Linked DNA regions of Homo sapiens: region 2 is linked to region 1. A link is a loop called in an ENCODE intact Hi-C map of the cell type or tissue named here. Cell type or tissue: dorsolateral prefrontal cortex. All regions are shown on one strand. Each heading gives the region's core, and the rest is flanking DNA. Links, peaks and the distances in the headings are about the cores only. Region 1 overlaps ANKS3 (ankyrin repeat and sterile alpha motif domain containing 3). Region 2 overlaps C16orf89 (chromosome 16 open reading frame 89).

What was found. A loop is a pair of places that touch in the nucleus more often than their neighbours do. Peaks named below come from ENCODE experiments on the same cell type or tissue, not always from the same donor. Only the 100,000 strongest peaks of a DNase experiment are listed, where the experiment ranks them.
Region 2: it touches region 1 in a loop (2.1-fold over the local background); 1 of 110 quality-filtered maps calls a loop at or near these places.

What each region holds. Positions count from the first base shown.
Region 1 is chr16:4,705,657-4,708,576 of GRCh38, reverse strand. All of the region lies in intron 7 of ANKS3 (ankyrin repeat and sterile alpha motif domain containing 3), which reads left to right. Among named protein-coding and RNA genes, the nearest start is that of NUDT16L1, 14 kb to the right of the region's middle. In dorsolateral prefrontal cortex, for the core only: no CTCF peak of the experiment used is centred there; a DNase peak (open chromatin) is centred at 1,516; H3K27ac peaks cover 1,876 bases.
Region 2 is chr16:5,055,070-5,057,989 of GRCh38, reverse strand. It overlaps C16orf89 (chromosome 16 open reading frame 89), which reads left to right. Exons shown (of 8, transcript NM_001098514.3): 5 at 1,802-1,937; 6 at 2,640-2,744. Among named protein-coding and RNA genes, the nearest start is that of C16orf89, 9.4 kb to the left of the region's middle. In dorsolateral prefrontal cortex, for the core only: a CTCF peak has its summit at 1,421 (motif pointing left); no DNase peak of the experiment used is centred there.

The sequences.
Region 1 (2,920 bases), core at 284-2,783:
GATTTATTAATGAGACCTACTGATTGTCTGTTTAATTTCTGCTTTTATTTTTATTTGGCTTACTTTGTTGTTCTAGTTTTTTGAGTTGGAAACTTCTTTCATTTTCATTGTTGCCCTTTTGTTGCTAAATGTTAGAGGCTGTGAATTTTTGCTGATTGCTGCTTTAAGTGTATTCTGGGGGTTCTGTATTTAATACTTTCCTTGTTATTTTTAGAAATTCTGTAATTTTTATTTATATTTTCTCCTTCACCCAGGAGTTGTCTAATAGAAGTATTATGATTGTTTTTGTTTGTTAATTTCTAGATGGAAGGGCCTTTTTGATCTTGCAATTAATTTCTCATGTTATTCTGATTAACTTTAATGTGTCTGATCAGAGAGTGTTTATAATTCTTACATTTACATAACTTCCTTGTCATCTTATTTATCATCTACTGATCTATCTATATATATATATATTTTTTTCAGATGTAGTCTCACTCTGTCACCCAGGCTGGAGTGCCCAAGTGCGATCTTGACTCACTGCAACCTCTGCCTCCCAGGTTCAAGCGACTCTCCTGCCTCAGCCTCCCGAGTAGTTGGGATTCCAGGCATCTGCCACCACGCCTGGCTCATTTTTTTTTGTATTTTTAGTAGGGACAGGGTTTCACCATGTTGGCCAGGTTGGTCTTGAAGTCCTGACCTCAAGTGATCCGCCCACCTCGGCCTCCCAAAGTGCTGGGATTACAGGCGTGAGCCACCGCGCCCGGCCCTGATCAATATTTTTTAGTGTTCCGTGTTTTGCTTGAGAAGTTGTATTCTCTATTATCTGTATACAGTTTAGCATATCTGTGAGTCTATCTTATTTAGGATTATGTACTCTTAGTTCATTTTCTACAAAATTACCTATTAGCGTGTTTCTGATTTATGAAGGAAGTTGGTGCATTTTTTGGTGACAGATTTTCATAACTTGTTATAGATTCACTGTGAATTATGGCTTTTAGTATTAGAAGTGTCCTTCTGGCTGGGCATGGCCCATACCTGTAATCCGAGCACTTTGGGAGGCCAAGGCGGGCAGATCCCCTGAGGTCAGGAGTTCGAGACCAGTCCAGCCTACATGGTGAAACCTTGTCTCTACTCAAAATACACAAATTAGCCAGGCATGGTGGCACATACTTACAATCCCAGCTACTCGGGAGGCTGAGGCAGGAGAATCACTTGAACCCGGGAGGCGGAGGTTACAATGAGCCGAGATTGTGCCACTGCACTCCAGCCTAGGTGACGGAGTGAAACTCTGTTTCAAAAAAAAAAAAAAAAAAGTGTCCTTCCGTGTCATATTTAATGTGTTTTGCCCTGAATTCCACGTTGATAGCAGGATTGCAGCCCTGGCTCTTTTGTGGTTTCCATCTGCCTGTTCTTTTTAAGCTGCTCTGAGGGTGTGTTGGGTGCTGAGATTCACGCAGCTGCCGTTCCCTTGCTTATTGCTGCCTCTTTGCATTTGTCTTACAGCTCCCTCCCCTTCAGCTTGGATGGAAGCACAGTCTCCCTGGAGTGCTATAGATCTTTGAGTGTGAGGAGGTGTGTGTCCATATGGCTAGCTCAGTCGCCAGAGCTTGAGCCTCGTCATGGGGAAGGACAGAGTGGCCCACGTTCAGGGCCTGAGCTCTCCCTCTTTGCTGGCCTGCCCTGAGTTGTCCTGTCAGTTTGCACCTGAGCGAGCAGCTCCTTTCTCAGTGTCAGGCTCAGCCCAGCCTCTTCCCTGGCATTGGGATTGTTTCATAATAAACACAGCTCAGGTGGTAATGCAAAGGACCTTTCCCTTCATTTCTGCCCCAGCTTACCCACTCCACAAGGAGATCTCATCATTTCCTCCTGTATACAACTCACGTATCTCTTAAAAGTAGAATCAGATCAGAGCCTTATACAAATCAAATATGAAAAACTGAAAAGCTACAAAATAATAAAAGCTCTGGTTTGAGCTCTGAAAGCTCAGACTGGGAAGTGATTTGAAACAGTTTATAATCATAGCAAACACATGCCATGCTTTAGAAAATACAAAATTGTGGCTGGGCGCTGTGGCTCACTCCTGTGATGCCAGCACTTTGTGGGAGGCCAAGGTGGGCGGATCACAAGGTCAGGAGATCGAGACCAGCCTGGCCAACATGGTGAAACCCCGTCTCTACTAAAAATACAAAAACAAGATTAGCTGGGCATGGTGGCCGGGTGCCTGTAGTCCCAGCTACTTGGGAGCCTGAGGCAGGAGAGTGGCGTGAACCCAGGAGGTGGAGCTTGCAGTGAGCCGTGATCGCACCATTGCACTCCTGCCTGGGTGACAGAGCAAGACTCCGTCTCAAAAAAATAAAGAAAAAAAAAAGAAAATACAGAATTGCTTAATAAGTTGTTTCCAGCCGGGCACAGTGGTAACGTGCCTATAATCCCAGCACTTTGCGAGGCTGAGGTGGGTGGATCACCTGAGGTCAGGAGTTCAAGACCAGCCTAATATGATGAAACCCCATCTCTACTAAAATATAAAAATTAGCTGGGTATGGTGGCATCTGCCTATAATTCCCAACTACTCGGGAGGCTGAGATAGGAGAATTGCTTGAACCCAGGAGGCGGAAGTTCCAGCCTGGGCAGCAAGAGCAAAACTCCTTCTCAAAAGAAAAAAAAAAAAGTTGTTTCCAAAGGAAGGGATTAGGAAAAAGTAGTTGTGACTTATATTACCATATATTTTAATGAAGAGATGGGTTTTACTTATTCAAATTAGAACAGAATTTCTGATTATGAACAATACAGACTTATGAACAATTTGGCAAACCCCAACAGAGATAATAAACTCCTGGCTGGGCATGGTGGCTCATGCCTGTAATCCCAGCACTTTGGGAGGCCAAGGCAGGCAGATCAGGAGTTTGAGACCAGCCTGGCCAACATGGCAAAAGCCTGT
Region 2 (2,920 bases), core at 329-2,828, 350 kb before region 1:
GATTTGGGATCTGGCATTTGGGATTCTGTTAGGCCAGTGAAACAGATAGCTTTGCCTGCTGAACTGGACTGTAGGGCATCAGAAAAACACAACGAGAGAGAGAAAGAGAGAATAAAAGAGAATCATCAGAAAGAACTCTGTAAACAAAAACAAATGAATGAGGCCGGGCACGGTGGCTCACACCTGTAATCCCAGCACTTTGGGAGGCTGAGGTGGGTGGATCACTTGAGATCAGGAGTTCGAGACCAGCCTGGCCAACATGGTAAAATCCCGTCTCTACTAAAAATACAAAAATTAGTCGGGCATAGTGGCATGCACCTGTAATTCCAGCTACTCGGGAGGCTGAGGCAGGAGAATCGCTTGAACCAGAGAGGCAGAGGCTGTAGTGAGCTGAGATCATGCTACTACATTATATATGCCACTATATATATATATGCCGCTCTCTATATATATACATATAAAAAAATAGAAAAAGAAAAATATATATATGGTGGCATATATATATATATACACACACACCAGTATATATATTTCTTTTCTTTATATATATACTACCATACACACTATATATATATGCCACTATATATATACCACTATATATATACCACTATATATATATCACGATATATATAATCACTATATATACCACTATATATATACACCACTATGTATATATATACCACTATATATATATATACACATATATATATACATATATATATGTATATTTCTTTTCCTTCTTTTTTTTTTTTTGAGATGGAGTCTCACTCTGTTGCCCAGGCTGGAGTGCAGTGGCACGATCTCAGCTCACTGCAACCTCTGCCTCCCGGATTTAAGCAATTCTCTGCCTCAGCCTCCCAAGTAGCTGGGATTACAGGCACGTCCCACTATGCCCAGCTAATTTTTGTATTTTTAGTAGAGATGGGGTTTCACCATGTTGGCCAGGCTGGTCTTGAATTCCGGACCTCGTGATCCACCCGCCTCGGCCTCCCAAAGTGCTGGGGTTAGAGGCATGAGCCACTGTGCCTGGCCATATATATTTCTTCATACAGAAAGGTAGGGTTCATTATCTTCATTCAAAAAACAATGTGATTCAGTGTCCAGAAATCCTTAGCTGAGGAGACACTCTCTGTTTTTGTTCAACAGAATTTAAAAATTATTATTTCTCTGCAAGCTGTGACAGCCCAATATTTTTATAAATACAATAAAAACCATATTACAAGGGAATTATTTTGATCATTAGATTCAGCAGGTGGAAAGTAACTCTGACCACTGCTACAGAAGTGTCTAAAGCCTGCTGTCAACTCTTGTTCTTCTCTCCCAGTGTGGGGAGTCACCAGCCCGGTTCTTGGCCCACACTTTGAGTAGCACTGAAGCTGCCCGCGGGTTCAGGCTCGTTGTACATTGCATTGCCCCCGCGATCGGTCACAGAGCACCTCCTAGTGGCCCAGGCATCACATTGGGCACTTCCCAGCTGTGTCATCCCCCTACGAGAGCCCCTCTGGTGCCGTTTCTAGAGGCCTCGCCCTTTCCTGATAAAAACTCTTGAGGCTCAGAAAGGTTACTTTAGCAAACCAAGTGGTTTGCTCCTAAGTGGCAGAGCTGGATCTCGAACCCAGCAGGCTGGGGGTGTGCATGGGGAAGAAATCCTGCGAAAAGGAGAAAAAGACCTGCCCTAAACACAGCCCTAAACACAGCCCCTTGCAAGACCGTCTCAGAACTGCAAGACTTTCCCATAGCAGGGCGTGTGTCTGTCATCTGTACCACTGACTCCCTTGTCTTTGGGTGTTTGTCTCCCCAGAGGGGGTGCACACAGGGACCACTCCAACAGAGCCAGGACTATATCAACCTCTTCTGCGCCAACATGATGGACTTGAACCGCAGAGCTGAGGCCATCGGATACGCCTACCCTACCCGGGACATCTTCATGGAAAACAGTATGGCCAGCATTCTGCCCCCGGGGCAAAGGAACAGGGTGTCCCCCCACCAACACACACACACACACACACACACACACACACACACACACACACACACACACACACACACACGGAGTTGCCAGATTAAGCAAGTAAAAATACAGAGTGCTCAGTTAAATTTGAACTTCAGATAAGCAATGAATCCATTTTTAGTATAAGTTTATCCCAACTATTTCATGGGATATACTTACACTCAAAAATTATATTCATTGTTTATCGAAAACTCAAATGTAACTGGGCATCCTGTATTTTACCTGCCACTGTGTGACAGTTTCCTGCCCCCAAAGGCTGCCCCAGTGACGGAGCTCTACACAGATGGACCAGGTGACTGGCAGACAGACCCACAAAGCCTTATGGATGAGGCAGACAGGGAGCGCTTGGGAGGCTGCTAGCTGGCTGGGGTGTCCAAACTCCTCCACTGATCCTGACTTTGGAGCAGCCCTGACCAAGGCCCTCAGTGGGAGGCGGGACACAAGCATGGGAGCCCCTAGTTGGTCAGGCAAAGGCTCAAGCTGCCTCCTTCCCTCCTCTGCATTGAACGCCCACCTCCTAAGCCTAACCCAGGCAGATGAAGGCAGGTGGCACCGTGGCAGCCCTGGGGAGTGGGAGGAGGTGGGCCTGGGGGGCAGGCCTGCAGAGGGCCCCCGTCTTTACTTCCAGTCATGTTCTGTGGAATGGGCGGCTTCTCCGACTTCTACAAGCTCCGGTGGCTGGAGGCCATTCTCAGCTGGCAGAAACAGCAGGAAGGATGCTTCGGGGAGCCTGGTGAGCTGCGCTGCTGCCCTGGCTAAGAAGGGGGGCAGTGGGGGTGGGGGTGGCTCTGAGTTTCTAGGCCAGGTGTGGGAACAATGCATTGGTGTTAAGGTTGCCAAGGGATTTGTAACCTACAGGTGCACACACACAGACGTGTACACACAAGGAGAAACGGGCTCGGAGCCTTG